2 separate regions of the Mus musculus genome follow, and region 1 is linked to region 2. A link is a contact called in ENCODE Hi-C or POLR2A ChIA-PET data. All regions are on one chromosome and are shown on one strand. The core of a region is the stretch at or near the end of the contact, and the rest is flanking DNA. Distances in the headings are between cores, read along the strand shown. Region 1 has its middle 15 kb from the start of Gm15322. Region 2 holds the start of Map3k1 (mitogen-activated protein kinase kinase kinase 1).

Region 1 (2,771 bases), core at 272-2,771, 170 kb after region 2:
TGTCATCGTCGTTGTCCAGTTAAGCGTACGGTTCAGATCCAAGGAGAGACTCAAATGCTCCTTCCTCAATGCAGAGACAGCATATGCAGCCCAGAAAGGAACAGCATGGGTGGCAGCGGCCATCTTTGTAGGCTACCCTCTCTCCCACCCACTGCTTGCTTTCTGTGCTGTGCAGGAAACACAATTCAGATTTCACCTTCCAAGAAGGCCCGACTTTTTTTTTTTTTTTAAATACATTTACTAAAACCCATTTGGTGCTCAGTGGCTAATGTGCTTTCTTTTAAAGTCAGACGTATTTCTTTCAAAACCAGCTTGTTTCTGGCGATCTGTAGAGATTTGCCGTTTCAAAATGAGTGACCTTGACGCACACCTCCAGGCTCAGCCGTAAGACATGGTGCACAGGGTACTTTCCCTCCATCTTTGAATTGGACCCTGCGGTTACTGAGTTATGGGAAATAGTGCCATGATTGCTTGCCGTGTGTGTGTGCATGATCGTGTGTATGTGTGCTCACATGCTAGGGAGCCAGGTGCCACTGGGTTTTGGATTAGGAAGCTGGCTTTGCATCTATTTGAATGCTTGAGCAGCCCAAAGGGTTCTTGTGCACAAGCCCTGCCTTGGCTAACTCCTGTTATTATCTTGCTATGGAAGGTCATGCCAACTGCTTAATTACACGGAAAGTTATGAAACAGCCCAGGCAGCAGAACACTGATCAGCTGTGGACTCCTAAAGGAAAATAAACCCTTCTTGCAGCCAGGATGGCTGCGAGCCACCAGGCGTGTCTGTCCGTCCATGCCTGCATGTATAGCTCCCTTGTATAAAAGGGGTGCCCATGGCTGGGCAAAGTCCTGGATTCACCTTTCTAACAGGGTTATGGGTCATAACACAATAGAACCATTTTAATCAGAGCGAGATTATATCTGAGCACTTCTAGTCCGACTTTTCCTTTCATTGAATGTAAACAATTAAACCTCTCTTGGAAGCTTTCCTGTTCACTCCACAGCACGCCGCAAAATAGCCATGCCGAGCACTGAGACGGGCATTATTAAAGAGAGCCAGCTGCTGCAGTTTCAGGCCCATCTGACTTACCTGCCCTTCAGCCATCACCTCCGAGGGGAAACTGAGTTTATGGAGGAGCGGGCTCTTCCGGTTTAGTCTGTCAGGTGCCTGCCAGGCTTGGCTTCATTCTCACCTTAAAAGCACTCAGATTTTGGATTTTTACACATTGCTTTGTTTTATCTGCCTTCATGGAGAAGACGCCAAAAGAGGCCTTTGTGGTAATTAGAGGCTGAGGGGAAAGCAGACTTCTCGAGAAAGAGAAGGCATTTCTGTGCTGAAGAGCCCTTTTCACCGGAGCAAGCAGGATCCTCTCTACTTCTACAGGAAGCAGCTTGCCCACTGCAGAGGGGTGGGGTTCCCTCGGATTTCTCTGAAAGCATTTGGAGAAGGAAAAAGCCAGGCTCCAATGCCAAAAGACAACTTTAACCCTCCACTCGCAGAGCCCAAGGTCAACCAAAGGTCACAAGAGTACTGCTGAAATCCGAAATCCGCGGGCTGGGGAGCTCCCTCGGGGCTGCCTCTGATGCTGCAGGAATCGATAGCTGAGATCCACTCCCTAAAGGGCTCACTTGTTGGCCTGTGACGGATGAAGTGGTTCGAGGTGCCCATTAGGGTGCAGAGTAGACACTGATATAGACTTGAGCTCCCACGGCTGCCCCGCCCCTTCTTGAAACCTAATTTAGACCATATCAGAGTTTTCATAAAGACATTCCTGATACCATTGTGCTGTAAATCCTGTCTGATCCGACCTTCAAATACTTATGCAAACTGAAATATGTCTGGAAAGAAGTCAAAACAAAACAAATATGCCACACCATCTCTTTGCAGCAGGCCCCTCCCTCCTCATTTACATTTCAGCTCAGACCTCTCCAACCGGCTCCCAACTGTTTAGGCCAGTTAATTAGTTATAATTGCAGCGATTGTTTCTCTGAATGCACTGATGGCCTTATGTCTGAAAGCCAGCTTAGCCCGGTTTCCAGCATGTGTGAACTGCGTTGGTAGCATTATTTTGTAAAAACTCATTACAGATAAGTGCAGTTAGTTTAGTCTCCATCAAGACCGGCCGTAGCAATAATTCGCTTTCTTCAAACATCTACAGGTTGTTGTGTTCCAGGAGCTGTGACCTCAGCCTCTGCCTTCGCTCTGTCATTTCAGTGGGCTGTTTCCCCGCGGGAGCATTTTGGGTGAAGCGCTCTTAGTTTCGGATGCAGTGTGTTAATGATAATTTACGTCACTGGCAAGTTGTAGCAACATTGAGATCTCGTGGTCTATCTTTTGGCTCATAACACCATGTAATTAGAGAGAGTGGAAACTGGGAGAGTAAAGTGACTGTGTGCTCATATTACAGTCCTGAAACCAAAGGGAAGAGAAGAGGAAGTGGCTGTTTCTGACGAGGATGGGCCTCTCTTTTACTCCCACAAAGGAACGTCACAATCTTCCAGATTTAAAGGGGGAAATAAATGGTCATAAGGTTTGCCTGGTTGTATTATTAATCCATTCATCTAACATGTAGTGAACACTGACAGAGAGGTATGTTTAGAGAGGTAATAGTGTTCTTGTATGTTGTAGGGTTTGCATTCAAATATCACACTTCATTAAGGGGATTTATTCAGTCTTGTGAGGTAGGCAGGGTATGTATCCATTAGTTCACCCATTGGATGAGGAAATGGGAGCTTGCAAAGGTTAATCGACTCACTGGCCTGGGTCCCAAAGC
Region 2 (2,917 bases), core at 223-2,722:
CACTCTCCACCCACAGTAAACGTCAAGAAATTCTACGGGGGGCCACAGGGTGACGATGACGAAAACATATCCAGCAACTTCACACATCCATCAAGATTTTATGCTTTTGTGTATTTTCATCAGATTTTTTTTTTAAGTATCATATACTTAAAAGAATTTCCTCTAACAGAAAACTTTCCAGTAGCCAAAACAGGGCGAGGCCAAAGAGCCGTTGGTGTAAACTATCTTACGCACATCCTACTTCTGGTGCACCGGAAGACCCCTGCGAGCAAAGCGGCAGCCCCGCACCGTCCCTGTCCCCGCCACGCAGCGGGGCTGCGGGGCGCAGTCCCCACAGCTTTGAAGCTGAATGGCTGACACATCCGGTCCTGGATCCCACAGCATTCCGCCAAAAGCTAACTTCAAAGCCGGATTCAAACTCCCAGCACCGGGCGCTCTAGCCCCCGAGGTGCGGGAGGAATTCCCAAGGACACGCAGCGAGGGCAGCCACGGAGTCCCCGCAGACCCGGCCGCCCCGCGAGCCCGCAGCGTCCGCCTGCGTCGCTTTGACAGGCGCCCCCCCCCCCCGCAGTCCCCGGAATCCCCCGGCCGCCCGGGGCGCGCCGCCGGAGCCCGGCCCGGTACCTGCCCGCGGGCGCGCGTCCCCGTGGGGCCGAGGGGCTCTAGGCTGTCACAGCGCGCAGACCCACCGCCGTCACCTTCGCGCTCCGAGCCCCCCAAACTCACTTCGCGCCGCGGGGGCTCTCAGGACCCGGCCCGGGGAGCCCCGCACCTTCGCGGCTTCCACGCCTGTCACATGTCCGCAAACAATAACAAACTCTCCCGCACGTTCCCGTCCCGTCCCCACGCCGTCCCGGGCGCCGCCCGACCTTCAGGGCTCGGGGACGCGGGCTCCCCCCCCACCCCCAACGAGCGGAGCCCCGGGAGCAGCGCGCCCCGCTCGCTTCATTCATTGCCCGCCCGGCCCCGGCCCGCCGCTCACCCGGAGGGGGCCGCTGCAGAGGGCGGCTCGGCCCCCGCGGGGCTCCGGGCGCCGCTGTCCCGCGCGGCCGCCAGCTCGGCAGAGTGGGAGCCGCAGCGACTCGCCGCTCCCGGGGGTGGCGGTCCCGCCGCGGGCTGGAAGCGACTCGCTCCTGCAGCCGCGTCCGCGGGCTCCGGCGACGGGGAAGTAGATGGGCAGGGCGGCGAGGCGGCGGCGAGGAAGAGCGGCTGCTCCGGCAGCTGGTCCAGCTCCACACTCCGCACTTTGCGCAGCTGCCGCCGCCGCCAGTCCGCGCGCTCGCGGCCCGCGCTGCCAGGCTCCCGCAGCAGCCCCGCCGCGCCCGCTGCGGGCGCGCCGCTTCCCTGGAGAGCTCCTCCTCCTCCGCCGCCGCCGCCCGCCTCGGGACTCGCCGCCGCGGCGCCCGGGAATCCCGACGACGAGGCGCGATCGCCCGCCGCCGCCGCCATTTTCTCTCGCGGGCTACATTCGCTCGTGCCTGCGGGGGAGGGAGGGGGCGGGGAGAGCGCGGGGGGCGGGCGGAGCGGCGGGCGGGTGGGCGGGCGCGCGCTGCTGCCGAGGGCGCGGGCGCGGGCGCGAGCGGGGCCGCGCCTCCCGGCCGGGGCCCGGGAGCGCGGAGCGGCGGGCGGGCGCGCGGCGCAGGTGGGAGGGCAGGGGCAATGCGGGGAACCGGGCGCCGGGCGTTGTGCGCTGCAACCAGGCCGCCGCCAGGTAGTGCGAGACCGGGCGGGGCAGCGGCTCGGCGGGAGCTCGCCCACCCTTGAGCAAGCAGTAATCCGAGCGTGAGTCCCTGGTTCTGGAAGGGGACGCAAGCCGGAGGACTCACGGTCTGTCACTTCACGCGTTTAGTAGCGGTTGCTGGGGGGGCCCCCGCGCGCACCGGCCCGGCCCGCGCCCGAAGCGCAGGTGGCGCCCCGGGACTGTCGCCTGCCGCAGACGGGCGGACGCGAAGCCTTCTCTTAGGAAAGCAGACCTCTTGTCCCGCCCTCGTGTCACAAATAACACTACTTAAGATTTCTTGCGCTACCTTGTGCACCTCTGAAGCTGCTGGTTTGGGACACCCTCCCCCCCACTCCCCCGGCTACGCAGAGGGACCAACCCGGGTACTCTGCCAGAGGTTACTCCCCCGTCTTGGAAAGGCAGGCTCCAACCGAAAGCGGGAGAGCACGTCTGGGGAAGGAGCCAGCGCTATGCCAGGAAGCGCTGGATCATGCCATCTTCTACCAGGTCTCTCCCCACCCCCAACAGATGCTCCCAGCTGCACGTCCCTCTTCCTGGCAGTCAGGTGACAGGCCGGTTCCCGGGTCCCCCACCTCCCTCCCGCCGCCGCTCCCTGGTTGCCCTGTGCGGCGTCCCTCGCCTTTCTCCTGCCCCAGAGTCTAGAAAATGTGCTGGAGATAGAAAAGCAGTATACGTATATGGGATTTCCCCCCTTCGACCCTTTTTCAACGGGATAAAGCTGCCTTGTCGTCCCTATCTCACCCGCCTCTGCCACTTTTTTTTCCCCTAGCCACTTTGTCTAGAATAGACAATCTCTCAGAACCCAGGATTTCTAGATTTATTTTGTGAAACATTAAGACATGAGGCGTGGGGGGAGGGGTAAGAAGGGTTTTCATCTTACAGAGAAAGGAAAGATCTCTCCAGCATTTAGACAAAAGCCTGAACTAGCTCAAAATAATTCATTTAACCTCTCCAAAGTAGATCAAATGAAGCCCTCCTTAGGTGTGTAATGTCAGCCAGAGAGCAAGGTGAGGCAAAAGGGATTTTTAAAAAGGGATCCTGACTTCAGCTTGAGCTCGGTGTTATACTTACTGCTATAACATCTGGCACGCTACAGTTCTCAATGGTTACATTAAAAGGTACACGTTTTGAAAGTTTAGATTAGTCTGTTCAAGATTTAGGTCTACATTTAGGCTA

Evidence for each region. Hi-C counts contacts between places; a loop is a spot of excess contacts on that map. ChIA-PET counts read pairs that join two places held with the same protein, here RNA polymerase II (POLR2A).
Region 1: a map of left cerebral cortex shows a loop between it and region 2 (2.9-fold over the local background). The contact joins the enhancer-like site here to the promoter of Map3k1 in region 2. A Hi-C loop is called at or near these places in 3 of 37 maps with a recorded cell type or tissue (CH12.LX, T-helper 1 cell and left cerebral cortex). POLR2A ChIA-PET finds 5 or more read pairs at or near these places in 1 of 5 experiments (Patski).

What each region holds. Positions count from the first base shown.
Region 1 is chr13:111,978,091-111,980,861 of GRCm38, forward strand. No RefSeq gene overlaps it. Among named protein-coding and RNA genes, the nearest start is that of Gm15322, 15 kb to the right of the region's middle. Within about 2 kb of position 1,522, at least 2 of the 3 ENCODE cell types and tissues checked have a DNase peak (open chromatin) inside an H3K27ac peak, as active enhancers do.
Region 2 is chr13:111,807,521-111,810,437 of GRCm38, forward strand. Map3k1 (mitogen-activated protein kinase kinase kinase 1) reads right to left here and starts at 1,473. Exons shown (of 20, transcript NM_011945.3): 1 at 983-1,473. The coding sequence starts at 1,449. Gm15327 (a long non-coding RNA gene) reads left to right here and starts at 1,618. Exons shown (of 3, transcript XR_382912.2): 1 at 1,618-2,227.